Linked DNA regions of Homo sapiens: region 2 is linked to region 1. The links are chromatin loops, found by intact Hi-C in ENCODE. Cell type or tissue: PC-3. All regions are shown on one strand.

Evidence for each region. Peaks named below come from ENCODE experiments on the same cell type or tissue, not always from the same donor. Only the 100,000 strongest peaks of a DNase experiment are listed, where the experiment ranks them.
Region 2: a loop joins it to region 1, with 4 times the contacts of the local background. A loop is called at or near these places in 1 of 110 quality-filtered maps.

The regions. Positions count from the first base shown.
Region 1 is chr2:187,359,082-187,361,581 of GRCh38, forward strand. CALCRL (calcitonin receptor like receptor) reads right to left here. Exons shown (of 15, transcript NM_005795.6): 10 at 1,517-1,670; 11 at 131-191; 12 at 1-48. The region is part of intron 2 of CALCRL-AS1 (CALCRL and TFPI antisense RNA 1); the gene reads left to right. Among named protein-coding and RNA genes, the nearest start is that of CALCRL, 88 kb to the right of the region's middle. In PC-3, no CTCF peak of the experiment used is centred here; a DNase peak (open chromatin) is centred at 1,450; H3K27ac peaks cover 391 bases.
Region 2 is chr2:187,423,506-187,426,005 of GRCh38, forward strand. All of the region lies in intron 1 of CALCRL (calcitonin receptor like receptor), which reads right to left. All of the region lies in intron 2 of CALCRL-AS1 (CALCRL and TFPI antisense RNA 1), which reads left to right. Among named protein-coding and RNA genes, the nearest start is that of CALCRL, 23 kb to the right of the region's middle. In PC-3, no CTCF peak of the experiment used is centred here; no DNase peak of the experiment used is centred here; H3K27ac peaks cover 331 bases.

The sequences.
Region 1 (2,500 bases):
GGGCCATGGATAATGTAGAGGAGATGGGTATCAGAACTGATCCAGCAACTAGAGAAAACATAATAACATTATGTTGAAAATTTTTATTTTACATTATTCCAGTAGAAATAATAAAAAGAGATTTTCTTACTTGTCATTGTAATATAAGCTTCTAGCAATGGCATGTATACAAGCAGGAATCAGTGGAAATCCTGTAATAACAAAAAAAAAAGAAAATAAATAGGCATTTTTTCTACAGATGGTATTTCAAAAATATGTAATTAAATACAAAAATTCAAAGATACTCTAGGAGCAAAAAAACTAGCCACTATATATTTGTTGAATAAACATTATTTGTATCATCAACAATACACATTATAAAGTATTAGGTATTTACATTTTTGTGTTTGTGTGTTTATGTGTGTATGTTTTCTTCTACTATAATTCATAAGTCATTTTGAATCAGTGGACTTCAGAGCTTAACTCTTAAGATGTGTTTCCTAAGCCACAAGGATTAGAAGAAATTCAGCATTCGTGTACTTTCTGTGAGATGGAATTGGCCAACATTTGGTACATTATCAGATGTGGAAAAAAGTTGAGAATCACAAGAACTTCCACTATGAGAGAGATTACTACTAGTAAGCCATTATTTGAAGAAGAGAAGAAGAAAAAAAGTGATTAATTTATGTACCAAAAATTTGGCAGCCTTTGAACATTCTAAATCAGCTCTTCCAAATATGTAATTAAGCAATGCTTTATAAAGTTAATCAGAATACACTAAAATTGTGGGTGTGCGTGTGTGTGTATATATACACCTCTGTATATGTATTTCTTTCTAGATATAGATAGTTTAGATAGATGATAGAGATATAGATAGATAGATGATAGGGTAGATAGATGATAATAGATAAGTACAACTTCAGTTTTGTTTCTGGAAACTAGTCCTGTTAAATTCATTTCTGCACTTCATATTTTGTATTATTCTAGTTATTTTTAATATGTCAGAAGTATATCACTGTTTGCTTTGTGAATAATACCACATCAGGATATTGTGTAGAAAAAATAAATCTTTTGCATGCCTTTATTCAATTACTAATCCCTCTACTCTTACCGTAAAATGACAATATTTTAAACAAATATTTTTAGAATGGAACTTCAAAGATGTTTGAACCCAATGCTCTCATTTTACACGTGGCAAAAATGAATATTCAGAATGGTACAAAGACTAAATCTTTAATTTATGATTCTACTTCTATTGTTTTAGTCACTACATATTCAGCCAAGATACCCTATTCATTGGCATATTCAATAGAAAAAAAGACACTATTATATATTGACTTGTGACTACTGAAAACAATGGATGAGTCAGTGATACTTTGCTTAAAATGTTGCAATTTACAAGAATAAGCAAAAGTTAATCACCTGATATTCTTTAAAAATGATTACTCATTGGTATATTCATATTACAAAGGAACCTGGCATCCTCCAAAGGCTTCTTTAATCCACTGAATCAACAAGTATGTATAATAACACTTACCCCAGCCAAGAAAATAATACCACATTAAATGTTGCTTCTCTGCAAACACGGCCACCACAATGAGTGTGTGTAGGTAAATGCCTTCACAGAGCATCCAAAAGTAATTACAGCCCATCAGGTAAAGATGAATGAACTGGGACACTTTGCAACTAACCTGTGAGGAAAAAAAAAACCCCAATATTTACTTGTTTATGAATTCACATGTAAAGCAATACTCTAGTTTAGCTCAGGAAACATGGAACATTCTCCCCTACACACAAAATCCTATACATTAATGATTAGGATTTGTGGAATGCCAGTCTTCGTATTCATGTAATGATGCCTTTAGTTTTTAGCCACAGACTCCAAAGATTGATAATGGTATATCTTCCAGAAAAAAAGTGTAACTTCTAAATCTACTTTATTTAGTGAATGTGTATTTTCTGAATGTGTTTTTGTTGTTATGTAATTATAAGTATAAAAGTGTCACACATAAATAACTTTACACTTATTTATATCATCATGAATCCCTTGACTGTTACATTCTGTTGGAAATAATAGTAATTTTAAAACCAATTCATTAAAAGTGCCCAAATACTTGAAAAGTTTGCATATTACATGCTCCTCATGCAAATGCTTATTAAGAAATAATCTAATACATCCATAGGTTATCCTATCCAAATATGGAGTCTGAGGGCTTTGTGTAAGTAAAAGGAGGACAAAATTATGGTTTCCCTTCCATTTTTCCTGAGGTCTCCATTTTTGCTTCTCTACTTTTAAACAGGCAGGAAGAGAGACATTCAAATTACAGTAAAGAAAACACAAAAGAGTAAGAGTGAGTTTACTCTTAAACAGGAGAATACAATTAAAGCTTTCCCAAAAATACATGACCTGTTACTCCTATTGGCTCCAGTTTCTAGTCTGAAAATCAATAAAAGTTTAGTGGCAATTATCATTATTTTTGAAATAGTTTTTTTAACCAAAAATAAAATTGAAAAGAAAATG
Region 2 (2,500 bases), 64 kb after region 1:
TTATTGAGGAATATTTTAATTATCTGGTTATAAATTCTAAGGTTTCCCAAGATTTAGAAAACTTACTCTTGGATGGCAAAATTTACTCTAAAGTATTTTGCAATTGTGTGTGTGATAGTGTTTGAAGTGACAGGGAAACCTATGTATCCTGGAAACCTATGTGTCAAGGCATTGTTTTCTGGATCATTTATTGGCATATCCAAAGGCTTGGGAAAAAACTTAGGATAAATAGAGAATAATGAACTTTTTCAGAAATAAATAACTAAGATTACTCCATGCAATAGAATCCCAAATGATTTGAAGTTAGACTTTATTATTAGTTATACAGTAAATGTGATAAACAAGTTTACCCTGTGTGATACAAAAAATAAAAAACTGCAGCATGACCATAATTTTTTCTTTATAGATAAGGGGCTCTCATGCTTAAAGTCTGATTAACATAGCCACATCTGATTTCAAAATATAGATATGCCCAATGAGGTAGTTCTTCACAATGGGAATCGCTGGTTAGGTGTTGGTTACCCAATTTCTTTTATTTAAAGTTTAATGGATATTTGATGCCATATAGACAAAACATTTGGAAGGAGTTTCAAATTCCCATCTGGAGATAGGTGTCATATAAAACAGCCTAAAAAAAATAAGAATGGTTTAAAAGGCTTGCTTGAGTTAACTAATGGTTGGCAGGTCCATTTGCCAGGCTTATTGAATCAAGCTTTACCCTCCTTTAAATGAGGGGTCTGTTTTTCCTTGGCAGGAATGTTTTAGATTCAGCATATTAAAAGCTGCAAATATTTGTGTTGGGTTTTCCTTTGTGAGCTATCTACAGCAATGTGAGAGAGCGAGTACATTTAGCCACAGCAGGAACTTCCCATAAAATCACAGTAAATGACTGTGCTTTTCTTATAAGCCACACCCTTCCTAGGCATTTCTCAAATACTTTACATAGAAATGTGTTCACTTTAACAAAAATCAATAAATGCAAATATTATTTCATTTGTTTTCATTAACTAGTAGAAATAGCAGTAATATATTGTTAATTATATTAGCAGGACCCTATAGCTTAATGCAACAAGTCAAAAGGCATCTGGCCATTCCTAAGTATTGTGACTGATGGAGTAATATAGACAAAAAAATTGGATAACCTTGGAAAAGTATGAAGATGTGCAGTTTACAAAGAGCTGGCTGAAAATTAAGGAGAAATGGCAGATTTGAAACCGTGATAGGTATAAATGAATTGTGGTATGGCCTGATTAAAAATTTTACTTCATCATATTCATACTGGAGTCTACATAATTTGGGAAGAAGAAATATTTTGTCAAAACTGATATATCCCATAAAATATAACTAACATACTTTGCAGGGAAGCTTAAGGAAGGCCTGGGAGACAAAATGGACAACAAATGTAACAATAATAATATTTAAGTGCAATAAGGTTTTTTATAATGTCATTTTTTAAAAAATAAAGTTTTTTATAATGTCTACATAAGGGAAATCAACACTGCATTGACTATTAGAATTAGTTTGGGGGTCTAATGGACTATTCCTGAAATTTGGACTGAGGGGTCAGATTATTAATGGTAGACCTGAATTTGTCTCAAAGAACAATGTTTTGGAATCTAATAAAATCTCTTCAGATACTCTCTATTTAACTGATTGCTTGTTTCAAAGGTCAATTCATTTTGGAAAAAGATTATAGATTTTTCTCACATTTTATGACAACATAAATGTTGACAACTTATGTTTTTGTTAATGTATAGTGTTATTCATTATCAAAAACAAAAACAAAAGCAAGCTATTTGCTAATAGTCATGTCACAAATATAATTATTATACATAGAATTATACAGACCCAGTTGCAATGGACCTTTCTTAACTTCCTTATAATTTATTATCCTTTTAAAACACAAGAGAAACCCATTTGGTATCTTCCACCCATAGCTTGAAAGTCTTATATTTATTTGCTTATTAGTAGTACATTTCCATCTGATACATGTAATATTAGGTTGCATTATTCTAGATCCAATTTTTCCTTCTGTAAGTGAAGTTTATGAAATAAGGTTAGTTGTTCTAGTCACAAATGCATTGTACAATGAAAAGCATGGCATTATAACTCACTATATTTTCATGATAAGAAAAAAGTATGCATATTTATTGATAAACGTATTTTAAGTGTATTCCTTATAGTGCGGGAAGTGCAAAGATGAATGAAACACTCTAGTAAAGAGCAGTGTGCTTCAAGTTTTTCTGTTGACACCTTGTGTAAAATAATTTTGAAAGAACTTCAGCCATTTCAACTGACAGATCAGTTGTAAAGCATGTAACTTTTGGCACATTTTAAATGTTGACATTCTAAACTATAACTGTTATATCATTTTTAAAAATTCACAATGAAACATAAATATAAAAGCAATTCAATATCTACCACATTCATTTAAAATAAATGAGTTCTTCACAGCGGTTGGAAATGGTACTTCATTTCTTTCTCTCCTTGAAATCATATC